Regions from separate parts of the Mus musculus genome. Here region 1 is linked to region 2. Evidence: chromatin loops called from intact Hi-C (ENCODE). Cell type or tissue: heart. All regions are shown on one strand.

Evidence for each region. A loop is a pair of places that touch in the nucleus more often than their neighbours do. Peaks named below come from ENCODE experiments on the same cell type or tissue, not always from the same donor. Only the 100,000 strongest peaks of a DNase experiment are listed, where the experiment ranks them.
Region 1: it touches region 2 in a loop (2.2-fold over the local background); 9 of 42 quality-filtered maps call a loop at or near these places.

The regions. Positions count from the first base shown.
Region 1 is chr17:24,133,194-24,141,193 of GRCm38, reverse strand. The region is part of intron 1 of Pdpk1 (3-phosphoinositide dependent protein kinase 1); the gene reads left to right. Among named protein-coding and RNA genes, the nearest start is that of Gm33409, 4.4 kb to the left of the region's middle. In heart, no CTCF peak of the experiment used is centred here; no DNase peak of the experiment used is centred here; H3K4me3 peaks cover 929 bases; H3K27ac peaks cover 665 bases.
Region 2 is chr17:24,070,019-24,078,018 of GRCm38, reverse strand. Kctd5 (potassium channel tetramerisation domain containing 5) reads left to right here and starts at 4,534. Exons shown (of 6, transcript NM_027008.2): 1 at 4,534-4,842. The coding sequence starts at 4,591. It overlaps Pdpk1 (3-phosphoinositide dependent protein kinase 1), which reads left to right. Exons shown (of 14, transcript NM_011062.4): 14 at 1-4,339. In heart, no CTCF peak of the experiment used is centred here; a DNase peak (open chromatin) is centred at 4,508; H3K4me3 peaks cover 2,009 bases; H3K27ac peaks cover 1,126 bases.

The DNA of each region.
Region 1 (8,000 bases), 63 kb before region 2:
GGGAGGCCGGGAGGTGTCACCCGGTCGGGCGGGGTGGAAGTGCCTGGAAAGTTTGTTTTCGGCTCTGTGCAGCCTGGAGCCGAGCCTCTGGGCTTACCTTGAGGTCCTGCCCGAGGAGGAGCATTCTCCATCCTTTACCTGGAGGAGGTTCCTGGGAAGCAGGAGATGTGAGTTCCTGCTTGTAGCACCTGATGCTGGAGGCTCCTTTCCAGATTCTTGGTCAGCGGGGCATTTCGGTCCTCCTCTTGCCTGCAGTTCTACGCTCAGTGAGGTGGGAAGCCCTGGGAGGCCGGGCTTAGAGGCCCCAGCGAGGGCAGCCTAAGTTTGACAGGGAGGAGGGGTTGGGGGGGGCGGGCGGAAGGACGAGGACGACAAAACCAACCACTTGTTGGGTGAAATGTTTGTTTTCTCTGTGTTGTTAAATAAGTATCCATAGTTGTATTTTCTGGTAAGTTTTAGAGTTCTTAGATCAGCGTGTCTGCCTTGTATGAGATATGAAGTGGCTGATGAGAAGATGTCAGACGCCGAGCAAGATTTGGTTCAAAAGGCAAACCTCCTTGGGCTAGGGCTGTGGTTCAGTGGTAATCTGCTTGCTTCACATGTTCAGGGCTCTTGGGTTCGATCCTCACTCCAGCTTTCAGGGAGTGGGGCGGGATGGGAAGAGGGTTGTTGGTCTCTTTATTCGAGGGGACTGAAGAAACTCACTTGGTTCAGTATGGTCTAGGATGTGTCTGTGGTAGTGGTTTTTGGAGGGTCATGAGCCCCTTTAAGAATCAAAGTATGGGCTCCTTTTGAGAAGCATACACAGTTGCACGGAATTTTGTTGCTACCAGAGGCTCAAGAGCCTTCTGCATCTCATCCATGGACTTGAAGTTATAACCCTCTACTGTGAGATGGATGGTAATTAATCCAAATTCTAAAAGGAGGAGGACCTATCCAGCTGAGAAAAATGGTGAAAGGCAAAAAAGGGTGTTGCAACACTTGTGTCTTTACCCCGGGGTGCTTGGGCTAGCACGCAAAAACATGAATCGTGGAAGTCAGAGTGACAGTACTTTGGATATTTATGAAGTGAACTTTGACACAGAGATGCTTTTGCAATGTGTAAGGTGTGTATCTGATGGTGTCTATGGGAAGAGGAAAAGTGTGTTTTCTCACTTTGTCTTGACACTTCCGTGGTAGGCATTTGATATCTACAATTTTCTTCTCATCAGACAGCTTTTTCAGTGTTAAGAGCACTGGAGCCTAGTGAGCAGAAGAAATTACAGAATAAACACAATAGACTTCTCTGTAAGAAAATGAGAAGAAGTAGGCCGTGCATCTTGTCATATATGCACATGTGAGAATATGCTTTGCTTCCTTCCTGTTAGGAAAGGCAGAGATGGTTCCATTGATGGATTTTTTTTTTTGGTCTGAGAACCGGAGATTTGCATAGTTAAAGTGTATTTGCATTTGAACTTTAACCTGGCTTGCTACACTGTCTCAATTAATTTTCCTCAAAGCCTTTCCCCTTTTCCCTTGTAATGCCAATAGTATGGCCTGAGGCTGTGGAAATAGGCCTAGCTCAGTCTGCAGTTTAGGTGGGCCAGAGCTTTTAAGTACCATTTATTGAGCTCTTCAAGGCAGGTATTTAGATGTGTACTTCATTCGTATTGTGTTGTGAGGTGGATATTGTTCCCATTTAACAGGTGAGGAAACTAAAGTAAGAGAGGTCAAGGACATGACTCATAAATAACAGACTGGGTTTTGGCGGAGAACCTAGTGTCACTCTGTCACGTGAGGATCTATCTCCCAAGAGAGAATCTGTGGGCAGCTTAGCCAAGCACCTGGTGTGAGGAAGTCCTCAGTGCCACTACCCAGGATGTCTTCTGGAGTTTGAGCTTCCTAAGCATGTTAACTGTGCCTTGTTGGAGGAGGAGGGACAGTATATTTCTGTGGGCAGATGACCACATTCTTTGACCCCGGGGCCCATTTTCAGTGTCTCCTTTCAGAAAACACCTGCTTGGAAGAAGCTGTGTGTAGTTTTCCCTCACTGAGGGCTGGTGCTCTGCTGGGATGAGGCTTGGACCCCTGCTCCTTTGGAAAAGAGATGTGGTTTAGTCAGAGGGAGAAATGGGAAATTGAGGAAAACTTAAGGTGCTTTAGATTTTTCAAGGGTCCTCCATCTGTCAGGGAAAGTTGAAAAGCATGCAAAAATTCAAATTATCAAGATTTTTTTAAAGATAAGGATCTCATATAGCCTCTGAATAACTTGAAACTTGCTTTGTGGACCAAGTTGGCCTTGAACTCACAGAGATCTACCTGCCTGTTTACCTAACTGCCATCTTCTAGCCTCCAAAGACACTGCACACAAGACAAAGTAAGAAAACACACTTTTCCTCTTCCCATAGACACCATCAAATACACACCTTACACATTGCAAAAGCATCTCTGGAAGAGCAGTCAGTGCTCCTAACCACCCCCAACAGTACCTTTGTAAGACTTACTTTTGAGCTGGGACATGGTAGTACATTCCTTTTATTCCCTCTGCCAAGAGGCAGAGGTAGGCAGGTCTCTGAGTTCGAGGCTAGCCTGATCTACAGAGTGAGTGCAAGAATAGCCAGGGCAACACAGATACACAGAGAAACTGTGTTTTAAAAAATTATATGTGTGTGTGTGTGTGCATCTTATGTGTGCAGTGTCTTTGGAGGCTAGAAGATGGCATTAGGTCCTCTGGAACTGTAGTTATAGATGGCAGTTAGCTACTCTGTGAGTTCTGGGAACCTGTCCCCTGCAGAGCTGTCTCTTCAGCCTGCCATGCTACATTTCTTGAGTTAGCTCTTATGTCTGTCATAGAATAGTATGTATTTCCATCTCCAGTAAGGCAAGGGAGGACCCCATAAGAGATGGAAGTGAGGGATTGCTTTATGCTTCTTTTTGAAAAAAAAATTATATATTTACTTGTATGTGTATATTTTTCTGTGAGTAAGTCCCATGTGTGCATAGGTACCTCAAAGACCAGGAGAGGGTCTCTGATCCCTTGGAGTTTGAGGTACAGGTGGTTATCAAGCCACCTGATATATAGGTTCCAGGAACCAAATTTGAGTTTCAAGCAAAAGCAGGAAGTGCTCTTAATATCTGAGTACTTTTTATTTTATTTTTTAAAAAAGATTTGTTTCTTTTTATGTTCATTGATGTTTTGCCTGCATGTATGTCTGTGTGAGGGCACCAGAACCTCTGGATCTAGAATTACAGTTGTGTGCTGCCATGTGAGTGCTGGGAATTGAACCTGGGTCCTCTGGAAGAGCAGCCACTGCTCTTAACCACTGAGCCATTTTTCCAGCCAATGTCTGAGTACTTTTGAAAGAATATTTTTGATATGAATCTTATGAAAAGGAAAGTGTCTTAGCTAGCAGCTGTCTGCAGTGATATAGGGCTGAAGGCAGGCTAGTCTTAGCCTCTAGGCTGCTTTCAGTACAGATTTGGGGAAGAAGAACAGGTGGCTCCTGGGGACATGTGTTTCCATTTTCAGCCTGTTCTCATCTTCTGAGCCACTTGAGCTGGAGTTAAGGTGCTCCCAGGCAACTGATTGATGCTGGGAGGAGCTGGAGATGAGGCTCTCTGAGGTGATGTTTGGAGAGTGGCCCTCAGCGTGTGCTTTCCTCTTCCCAAGTACTGTCTTCTGTGGAGTGCACAGGGAGTCCCATGTGAGTTTTCAGTTCTTTGAGGAGAGCAAGTCATTGCAGAGGAACACAGTGGTGCAGAAATGACTCCCTCAGCAGGTGCAAATGTGTTGTAGGCCTGTCTGTGGGATGACAGGTGGCAATGGGGTATGCAGTGCAGTTGTTTTGAAGGCAGGTTCAAAGGGCAATACAATGGGGGAGAAAGTGTTGTGTGGAAACTGTAAGTTTGGGACACATAAGGGTCAGATTTTCTCAGTCATGCATTCTTCTGTGACTGGATCACATCGTTCACTTGTTTGGTATGATGCCAGACCTTTTTGGAGTTACTTGAATGTTGTGAGCAGGTTGTATGTTCAGTCTCTAGCTATTAGATCAAAGGCAGTGAATTTTTTTTTTTTTTTTTTAGTGTAGGGATGTGTTTTCTCTGTGATGTAAAAGTGCTGTTTGGAATTGTGATGGGTGGTAGGTCCTGCTTTGGTACACTGGTTGCTCTTCAGAGGACCTGTGTTAGATTTCCAGGACCTACATGGCAACTTACAACCGCCTGGGGGTCCAAAGCCCTGTTTTGGCCTCCTTGGGCACCAAGTACATAGACAGACTTACATGTTGGCAAAACACCCATACACATAAAAAACATTTTTTAATCCCAAGAAAGAAAAAGAAAAGTATTTAAGTCAGGTTGGAAGGCTAAGGCAGGAGAATCACTGAACTCACACATTTGAGGAAAGCCTGGACAAGATAATCAGAGAGCCTGTCTTTTAAGAAACAAAAAAGAACAATTCATTATAAAGGACTGGGTTATAAAATAGTATCTATTGAGAAAGGGTCTCACTGTGTAGCCCTGGCTGTTCTGGAACTCACTGTATAAATCAGGCTGGCCTAGAACTCACAGAAATCTGCCTGTCTTTGCTTCCTGAGTGTTGAAATTTAAAGGTGTACAGCACCACTGGGAAGGATTGATTGCTTATCAACCCTTATCAATCCTTATTGATTGCTTATTGATTGTCTGATTCAGGATTGTGATTTTAGGTGGCTGGATTATATAGAGAGTACAAAAGCTAGAACAGCAAGTACTAAAGGTTCATTGCTTACTGCTGAACATGAATGCATGATTTCTGCCTGTAGTTTGTCAGGGGGCCAGATGATGGTAGGCACATTGTTCTTGGGTGGTCTGGTGAGTTCCCGAATTTCACTGACAGATCAGTCCTCCTGCCTTTGCACTAGTCTGTCTTATCCTGAGGGGAGTTGTATGTACAGACCTTGCTGGAAGGTCTATTTAGAGGCTAAGGATGTTCCTTTTGAGGTGTGTGTCTTGTGTATGCTTGGGGGAATCACAGCTGGTTTTTCCACTCAGGGGCCTCATGGTCTCATCAGACTTTGGTCGAAATGACTTCCACCAGAGACATAGCTTTTATAGTGAGATTGTGGTTAAAGCTCCATTCTTTAGCTATTTTTTTCTCTCTCTCTCTCTCTCTTTTTTTTTTTTTTTTTTTTTTGGTTTGGTTTTTCGAGACAGGGTTTCTCTGTGTAGCCTTGGCTGTCCTGGAACTCACTCTGTAGACCAGGCTGGCCTCGAACTCAGAACTCCGCCTGCCTCTGCCTCCCAAGTGCTGGGATTAAAGGCGTGCGCCACCATGCCCAGCTTATTTTTCTTTTTTAAAACTTGAGTTGTAGCTTTAAGTGGCTGTATATGCTATCAGAGAAGGTTGGTAAGATTTTCAGAAAATTTCCTCAGAGTCTTAACCAAGAGCTTTGACCTGAGGTAGAAATGTGAGAAGGGGCTTGGGCTAATTTTTCAGTTTTTCCTTAGTGTTTTTGGGGAGACCTAAACTGGGCATGAGGGACAGACCTACCGTGGCTATTTATCTTCTGGACCTAGCTATGGAGCTTTAGTCCTAGGAATTGCACTTGTGTACTTTTCTCTGCACTGGAGGGAGACTGTTTCAATCAGGGTTGTTGTTCTTTTTGGTTTTTTGAGACAGGGTTTCTCTGTGTAGCCCTGGCTGTCCTGGAACTCACTCTGTAGACCAGGCTGGTCTCAAACTCAGAAATCTGCCTGCCTCTGCCTCCCAAGTGCTGGGATTAAAGGCGTGCGCCATTATGCCCCGCTTGGTGGTGGTTGTTGTTTGCTTGTTACCATTACATGTGACTGCCCACTAGCTGCCTTCTTCGTTTTCTTTCTGTCCTTTCCTTCTGGCTTCTCCCTTGCCTCACTCCAAGGACCTGCTGGTTGTATCTCCAAGTACCAACCGCTTGTGCCCCCTCCTCTTCCCTCCTGCTTTTTTTTACTTTGTTTCTCCCAACACAGACACTGACAGACAGACAGGCAGGCAGACACAGACAGACGGATGCATGCACAGATGCACGAATGCACGCCTATGTCCAGGCAAATGTCCATGATGTTTGGGGCTGCCAGGTTCTCAGTGGCCTCTTGTCTTTCCCATGTTCTTTCTCTTTGCCTGAAGAAATTCTCCTCTGTGGAAGGCCCCTCACACACATTTCCCATGGCTGTAAAGCCTTGTCTGGTTAGTATGTTTCATGGTGGCTGCCCTTTCCCCAGGCCTTGGTTCTATACCATTTGTTCTGTGTTCCATGTCTGTGTCTTTAAGGTAAACTCTCTTGTAGCCTTGATTTTTAGAGCCAACAGCCTCTAGGTGACCCCTGTAACTCTTTTCTCACTCTGCCCTCTTGGTTCTTATACCTAGGCGGGTGTTCTTTGGTATCGATAGACACAGTTCTGCTCCTCAGTCCCCATCTATTATTTGTTTGTTTGTATTTATTTATTTTTAGGCAGGGTTCTCTGTGTAGGCCTGGCTATCCTGGAACTAGCTGTGTAGACCAGGCTAGCCTCATACTCAGAGATCTGACTGCTCTGCCTCCAGAGTTCTGGGACTAAACACCTGTATCACTGCTGCCCAGCTTCCCATCCCTTTCAAGACAGGATCTTGATATGTCTCTTAGGCTAACCTAGAGCTTTAGATCCTCATCCTCCTGCCTTAGCTTTCCCAGTGCTTGTATTCTGGTCTGTACCACCACCTCTTGTTTACTGTCTCTTTCTGTCTCTGTTGGTGTTTGTGTGCCAGAATTAAACTCCTAGTATTTTTTTTCCCCTAGGGTCACCCACCCTTGTGCTTTGAGACTCACAGGGACAAGGGCTCTCATCAATTAGGCTAGACTGGCTGGCAGCTAGCCCCTGGATCTACTTGTCTCTACTTCCTGAGTGCTGAGATAACTACAGATTCACCACCACACCCAACTTTTTATGTGGGTTCTGGGAATTGAATTTAGGTCCTTTGCATGACAAGCACTTTAGTGATTGATTCATCCATGCAGCCAGTCTCCTTTTCTCCTTTCCATCCTCCTCCCTTTTCTTCTCTTTTCCCCTCCCCTCACTCTTCCATTTTTTGTATCTCTGTCTCTCTTTGTCTGTGTGTGTGTGTATTTACATTTGTATGTGCATATGTGCCTGTACATTATCTTCTTCTATTTTATTTTGTGTGTGTGGTATATGCTTGAGAGTGCATGAGTGTATGTGTAGGACAGAGATCAATTTAGGATGTCTTCCTCCATTGCTCTCCACCCAGTTTTTTGAGGTCAGGTCTCCCAGTGAACCTAGAGCTCACTGTTTTGGCTAGACTGACTGGCAAGTGCTGAGATTATAGGTATGCACTGCAATGCCTGGCTTTTTACTTGGTTGCCAGGTATCTGAACTTAGGCCCTTATGCTTGGTTAGCAGCATCCTATCCACTGAGCTATCTCTTGGGAGCTCTACCTTATTTTTGAGACAGGGTCTTTTCACTGAACCTGAAGCTATCCAGTTTTCAGCAAGACTGGCTGACATACTGTCACACCTCACATTTTACATAGGTTCTGGGAATCTGAACTCAGTACTTTACCAATTTAGGCAATATGCTCAACACATCCCCTCTGTGTTATTCCTTTCTTTTCTTTTCCTCCCTTTCTGTCTGTCTGTCTGCCTGCCTGTCTGTCTGCCTATCTGTCTTTGGACACACCATAGCAAGTTTGAAGACAGACAGGTACTATCTGATGCCAACTATTGGTATATATGTCCTTATGGTCAGAATGGAATTATAGGTCTTAGGGAGAAGAATAATGGGGGGGGGGTCAGTATCATTTTCATCATGTTACATCAAGGGTGCATGCTATCAAAGTGTATTGCTGCCCAAAGATAGTGGCACCTTTAATCCCAGCACTCAGGAGGCAGAGGCAGGTGGATCTCAATGAGTTCAAGGCCAGCCCGGTCTACAGAGCAAGTTCCAGAACAGCCAGGACTACACAGAAAAGCCTTCTCAGAAAGCAAAATAAGGGGCTGGAGAGATG
Region 2 (8,000 bases):
CTTCTCAGCTGGTCCATTTTTACAACGATTGAAAATCTAGAAGCCTTCTCATGTTGCCTGGTCACCTACTCCATAAAGTGTGGGCCTTGCCTGGAAAGGATGTTATCACTGTCCTGCTCACAGGAACAGCCCTCTTAATCTGAGCCTGCCTATGCTGGCATTCTTTGCCAGTAATGGGACACTTCTTTTGGCATTTCTTGCAGAGTGCTTTTGAGGGACTTGGCTGTACCTCTCTTTGACTAGGATATCCCTGAAAGTTGGCCCTTGGTGTCTAGTGGAGAAAAGTAGGCATCTCCCATCTGCTCACAGTAGCACCTCAGACTCCTATGTCCCAATGGCAGCAACAATTTTGCCATTTCTATTGACTTTCACATAGGCGCCCCCAAACACACACAACAACAGAGGTTACCCTGTTCTGTCTACTCTACAGTGACTACCTGTGGGCCAGGCCATCTAAACTGAGAGGGGGAAAGATTCTACTTCAAATCTTTAACAACAAGAGTGATTCTGTTCAGCTGGGGTAGAGTGAGGATGAAAAGTCAGCCACCACTCTGTGGCAGGGTTGCTGGGTGGGAACAGGGATTTTATTTAGACTCAGCTAGATCGTGTGAGAAGAGCTTCAGGTGAGCAAGGAGCAGGACCTCACTTGCCAGTAGAACCCACAGAACAGGTATGGCCTAGGATGCTGTCAGCCTGAGAGTGAAAGTGGGCACTCATTTCTCCTGGTTTTTGAAGAGCCTGTTAAGTACACTTGGCTATTTCCTCCTTGGAGTCCTGTTCTTGCTCACGCCTTGTGGCTATTTTGCCCTCAGAGTGCCCTGTATCCTACATTTGTACATGTAAGTAAGAGTGGCTTCCTGTCTCTCAGGTGCATGCAGACACAGGGAAAGCATCTTTGAGGGCATTTAACTACAGGGGAGCAGTGGACTGAGGCTTGGCTTGAATTAGACCACAAAGCTGGCTGTATATGGGAGAGTCCTTTGTTGCTTCCTTCCCTGGAGAGCAACACTACCTCCTGGGCTTTACCAAGCACCACCCTAACCTCTAAAATCAGAGTTCAGCTGAGCTATTAGTAGTGGGTGGTCACCATGACTGCCCAAGCTACAACAGCTGATCTCTTCCCAGGTCACCTTTGTCCTTACTGCCCCCTTTTCCTTGATTTTTTTTTCCTTTAATGAACCATGTACATTCATTTCTTAACCTGGCTTAAATCACCTTCATTTTTCCAGTCATCCTTAGAGCCGTCACCCTGTGTGAAGGTGCCTTACTTTGTAGGACAGGATGTGGATGTCAGTTTGTACAACTCGTGTGTGTGTGTGTGTGTGTGTGTGTGTGTGTGTGTGTGTGTGTGTGTGTGTGTGTGAAACAGTAAATTTGGGATGTATGTAAGGAGAGAGAGAAATACCCTGTTAGTACCTCTAGAAATCATGTGTCCTAGGAATGGCAAGGATGGAAAGAAAGTTGAAGACTGTTCTCTGGCTTCTCCTACCTAGGTACAGCAGACTGTAGTACCTCACAGCCCACTTGAGCCCTGGCTTCTCTCAGCATCACAGATGAAACTTAGCTTGAATGGGTCAATTCCACCTGTTTTTCTGTGCTCCAGCTGGGCAGTGGGCTCCCCATGTAGAGCTGAGCCTCTCCACTTCAGGGTGTGGCATCATGGCTCAGATGTCATTTTGAGCTAAAACCCAGTTAGATGCAGTAAAAAACCACTTTGAGAGATGGCTTGTGTTAGGCTGAAACTGATAGAAACGTTAACTGCTGCAGCTCTCTTTGGGCCACCCTAGTGTTTGTGATTCATGCTTGAAGTAACCTTGCCGACAGTTGTGTGGCACAGACTCCCAGTACCAGCAAGGGGGCCGTAGGTAATTGTGTGCTTTCTTAAAGAAGTGTATGTTTTCTGAAAGCAAAAGAATAAAGGAAGGCCCGTCATTCAGAGACCACTGTGAACATTTGGATGTAGATGCTGTTCTCCCTAACTCTTTGTTCCAGTGCTGGGAATTGAATAGTGAGGTTCAGGATTGCTAAGCGAGTGCTCTACCACTGATGTGCATCCTTAGTCCTTGTTTGCTTTCTAAACCAAACTGGGAACACATACAACATTCATCATTTTACATCCAGCTTTTTCACTTGACTTGTTTTCTCTTAAGCATTTCTCCATGCCGTGGCCGTGAGTAGTTCTTCAAAAGCATGTTTTTGATAATTGTGGAGTCAAGTGGTTGTAAATTTATAAGTTATGCAGTTGTTTCCCTGTTGTAAAACATTCAGATGGTTTTTGGTTTCCTTTGTGTTTTGTTTTTGTTTTTGCTATTTAAATAATGCTGTGGTGAATATACTTCTAAGTCTTTGATTTTTTATTCTGATTTTGCCCCTTCCTCACACACCTGAAGTGGTATTTTGGGTATTTTTTCCTCCTCCTCGGTCTGATGTTTAGACCCTCTGAGTTCCAGTTACAAACCTACCTTCCTTGTGTCCTACGGACTTTGAACACATCAGTTCTTGCTAAGTTGTGTGTTCTCAAGAAAGTTTGACTATGGCTGCTTTTGTTTTTAATGCTAAAAATGTCATTACTGCAGATTCCTTTGTGACAGATTTTTTTTCCAAAAGCCAGTCTTTTCATTTGCATTGCAAGAATCTGCTCCTGCATGTTACTTCTTTTCCATCTTTGCTCTAAGGCTTCCAAGTGCTTGGTGATGTTTTCAGAATCTTGTACTTTGTGTCCACGATGGTACTGAATCTGCTTCTACACAGTCAGCAGAGATAAAGTGTTGAACTGACCTTGCTACATGCCTAATGGATAATTCATAATTAAGTTTATAGACTCAGAAATGCATTTGGGCCATTTGGGAATCAGTAGCAAAGCAGAATAGCAAAGCTCTTCTTGGAAAAGAAACCACACAGATGATTGAGTTTTACTAAAAGTACAGCTGTGAGTGTTCTTGCTCCACACCTCAGGTCTTGGTTCAGGACAGCACAGTGGCTAGGCTTTGTCATTGCCAAGGATGGGTATCCCCACTGATGCTTATGTAAACCTTCTTGTGCGCTGCAGTGCTGCACGGAACTGTAGTGCCCACCCAAATCAGATAGTAGCTTTATCTGTGTTGGGTGGGGCCTGCTGGTTCAATTTGGAAACATGCAGCAGAGATTTTCTGTGTTACTTGACTGTCAGAGCTTAGGGCTGGAGATGTGTAGAAATCAGTTTCCTGCCCTCCTCTGCCTCAAGGCTTCTCCCCATTGTTCTATAGACCTGGGGTGTTCATCTGAGACTTGGGAGGCCACAGCAACTCTGAATATGGTGAAGATACTCCTATACACGTTTCTATTTGTTTTAATGCAAAACCCAACATAAACTGGTGCTGATGCCAGTGGGTGTAGCACCTCGTGGGTAGAAGGTAAGACAAGGGCCCTGACATTGAACAGGGCTGGAACCACTCTCAGAACCTCTGAAGATACCTAGCTTCTGGCCTAACACTTCAGGGTTATAAGTCAGAATGTGGAAAAATGGCCTGCAATGTGAGGGAAGCTGTTTCTGTCAAAAGCACTTTTGCAGCAGTAAGCAAATGAATTAACCAATATGAATACCTGAAAATTCCCTGTAACTCATTTCTTCCATATGAAGAATCCAAACTGAACAAAAGTTTTTACAAATAGCAAAATTTTCCCTCCCCATGTAGTCCACCCTAGTTTAATCATCTGGGTTAATGACTACAAGTAGGTCATTGTGCAGGTTAAAGCCACGACCATAGTGTGATTGGACATGTGCAAATTAAAAACTGTTACAGTATTTAGAGCTGCTGCGGCTGGTCCATTAGCCACGTACAGTAGGATGAATTGCTGTCATTCAGGTTGGTGGCAGTCAGTTAGAACATGTGTAATATTCTCTACCTGTTCTGTAGCTGTAACTGTGATGTACAGGCAAAGGAAAAATTAAAAATACTTATGAAAACAGATAATGCAATGATACTGGGATATACACTTTTGTATTTTTATTCTTATATAAGGTTATTTGCTGGCTATTGTCGGCCTCTAGTTCAGTCTGTGTTATTTAAATTCTAATATATGAATTATTTGGATTGAATTCATGTTTGGGGCCACGTTGTTGTATGTATTGATGTACAGCCTTGAGTGTGAATAATTATTGTAAACTATATTTTACAACTTTTTTCCTGGCTTTATTATATAAATTTTCTATTTGGTCATGGTTTAATCATATAATTTAATGAAACAACTTTTCTTTTTTTTGTTTTTTTCAAATATCTGTGCTTTAGATGTAATTACCGGATGATGGATTTCCCTCGTATGCTCGGTAGTCTTGTAATAAAAGCATGTAGAGTGTACACTTTGTTTGCCATGGAGCCTCTTTGAGTAGGGGCGGAGCTTGAGCCGAGGATGCTCGTGAGAACCCGAGACTTGCTCCGGCCGGAAGTGGTAATCTCCGGCCTGCTTTTCGAGCCGGAACTTCCGCCTTGCACATGAGCCCTGGGCGGGCACTTTATTGGGGCGTACCTATGGGCGGGACAACTCAGGGGGGCTGTATTAAAGAACGGACGCTTCCGGCGAAGGGCCGCTGTGGCGGGGCTTGTTAGGATCATGGCGGAGAATCACTGCGAGCTGCTGCCGCCGGCTCCGAGCGGCCTCGGGGCGGGGCTGGGGGGCGGCCTGTGCCGCCGCTGCAGCGCTGGGATGGGCGCCCTGGCTCAGCGCCCCGGTGGCGTGTCCAAGTGGGTCCGGCTCAACGTCGGCGGCACCTACTTCCTCACCACCCGGCAGACGCTGTGCCGGGACCCGAAGTCTTTCCTGTACCGCTTGTGCCAGGCGGACCCCGACCTAGATTCGGACAAGGTGAGGGCCTCGCGGGTCAGCAGGGGTCTGGCCGCCCTAGTCGCCACTCGCGACACACACCTCTTCACAATGAGGGCGCCCGGCGGAGCGGGCCGGAGGGAGGATGGCACTCTGGTACCCACCTGCCTCGGCCCTTTGGTTTAACAGTGCCTCTTTCTTCTTTCATGCTCTTCGGTCGAGAAGGACCCAAGCTTTGCTGTGGCCCTACTTTCTTCTCCCCAGATTCTTTTGCCCAGGGTGTGTGACCACCACCGCCCAACTATTTGCTGGCTTTGGAACCTGAGAACCCTTTGCATTCATCTGGTCTTTTCACATTCCAGACGTCTAAATTAACGTAGGCCATGGGGGTTGACACAGTGACTACCCTTTTTCCAGTGATTTGCAGAGTTTGTGCTTTATCCTTCTCATTCATAAGGACAGGCACGGCATCTCTTAGAAGGTACCACCTGAGTAGAAATGTTCAAAGGTGTCAGTTTAATTCTAATAAATGAATTATTTGTATTGAATTCATGTTCGGGGCCAGGTGTCAAAAAATCTTAGGGTTGTGAAAGAGACCAGGTAGAGAATCTTTTTCCATCTCCTTTTCAGACTTCATTTCCCCACCGCCTTTGAAAAGGGTAGGGATTTCCAGCTTAGTTTGTGGTTTGTCTATCTTTAATTTAATTAAACGCTAATACTGTTAATACCTGTGGTAATAGAAAGTATTTCAATTATTATCATTACAAAAGTTGTGTGTCGTACTGCATACTGAAAAATTAGTATTGTGCAGGATTGAAACTTAGGAACAAATCGTTCACTCCCCTTTCCCCCTAGGCAGTTTATTAGCCTTGTACTAACTGAGTTTTCTGGTTCAGCCTACATGATGGTGCTTGATTTTGTGCCTTGCCAGCCTGAAAGTGACTACTCAGGAGGTTTTCCAGAAAGATCGAGCCCATTGCACTTTAAACGGCCTAACAGAGCACCTTCTCAGTGAGGGAGGCCTGGCATTATGACCAGGAAATGAACTCTTGAGTTACTGCAAAATAATCAAGAAGTTAGAGTTTGAGATACTACTATGGTAGTTCTTCATATCCTTCCTCCCAGCTGTTACCATTACTGAGTTGACCAAATCTCTTCACTCTTAGAGGATTGCCTTCTAGAAAATGGCAGAAGTCTGACAGATAGAAATAGGCTTTTGTCAGTGCTGTTTCCTTTTTATAGTGAGGGTGTGTACTTTACGATTGGTTTTTCAAACAGTAGGCATTTATAGTCATTCTTGTTTTTCTACCCAAGCATCCCTGTCTTGTGTATTAAGTCAGATTTTAAGTCAGCCTTGGCCCTTGGCTTCTGGTGTCTTTTTGCTTACTTAGCACTGGAACAAGGTATATAGGGCTGTTTGACTTCAGCATAGTTAAAGTCAAATATATCTCTTCATTTTACTATCTTTTAAGATTACTTTATAAATTATCTTTATTGTGCTGATGAGATGGCACCTGCTGCCAACCAAACCTGAAAACTTGAGTCTCTAGGATCCACAAGGTGGAAGGAAAAAACTGACTCTTAAAAGTTAAACTCTGAGTTCAAGCACTTTGGGAGGCAGAGGCATGACGATATATAAGTTTGAGGCCAGCCTGGTCTACAGAGCGAGTTTCAAGACAGCCAGGTTTACACAGAGAAACGCTGACTCAAAACACAAACAAACAAACAAAACAAAACAGCTGGAGAGCAGCTCAGTGGATGAAAGTACCGGCTGCTCTTCCAGAGACCCAGGGTTCAATATTCAACACCCACATGAAGCAGCTCACCACTCTCTGTAACTCCAGTTTCAAGGGATCTAGCACCCATATAGACATAGGCAAGCAAAACACTAATGCACATAAAATAAAATGAGTCATTAAAATTTCATATACAAAAAAGCCTGGTGTGGTGGTGCACGTCTTTAATCCCAGCACTCAGGAGGCAAAGACAGATGGATCTCTGTGAGTTCCAGGCCAGCCTGGTCTACAGAGTGAGTTCCCACACACAGAGAAACCCTGTCTCAAAAACAAAACAAACAAAAAATTAAAAATAAAGTTGTACACTGACTTCTCAGTACTATTATGGTACTTGTGTGCCCACACACGTAAATAAATGTGTGTGTTTGCCTGTGTGTGTGTGTGTGTCTGTGTGTATGTGTGCGTTTCCTTTATTGCAGTGGAAGATTATCAGAATATATTTTAGTTGTTTTTTCTTTTTAAAGTTTATTATTTAGGAAGTAGAGAGTTGGCCCAGTGGTTAAGAACACTTGCCGCTCTTACAGAGGACCCGGGTTGGATTCCCAGACATTCTCTAAGTGACTTATAACCATCTGTAACTCCAGTTCTAGGGAGTCTGACACTCTCCTTTGACCCCTTTGCACCAGGCATGCGCATCTGAAACACTCATACACATAATGTAAAATAAATCTAAATTTTATTTAAGTAACATTTGATTTCTGAGTTATAAAGCCACAATTCAGATCATAAAAATAAAATAACCCTCAGGCATAATGGAAAGCACCTGCGAGCCCAGCATTTTGGGAGGGAGAAGCAGAAGGATTGGGAGTTTGAGGCTAGTCTAGGCTGCATGTCTCCAGAAAAATACAGTAAGTACAGTCTTGGTCCCAGGGTTGAGAGTGTTTTAGTTGCAGGTTGCTAGAGTAGTTCTAATTCATATTAGCTGTGTTACTGGTGTTACTATAGTGTTCAAATATGAAAATCTATAAATGTTCTGTGTTTGCATTGTGCCCACGCCCCCAACCAGGTTCTGATGAAAGAGTGTCCCAAGCGATTCCACCTTGATAATTAAATCCTAAAGAGGTTAGAAGGGAAGGGGTGGTAACAGGGAAGGGGCCATTAATTACATGATGGAAGATAAACAGGATGTTGATTCACGTGGAAAGCTCTCAAAGCTCTGACCTCATAGTTAAGGTCAAGGAAAGGATACCTGACAAACACTCCTTAGAGTTGAACTTTAACAGGGACCTGGTGGGAGAGTCTTTCTGGCATTTGATTGATGTTTATTGAGTGCTTACCTTTGTAGAATGTGATGCCAAGATGGGTGAGATTTAAGGGAAGAAGTTCCCAAAGGAACTTTGTGGGTTTCATGAGGATGGAAGAGCACCAGAGGCAGACTGTTGTCTGGGTTAGGCCAAGAGTTAC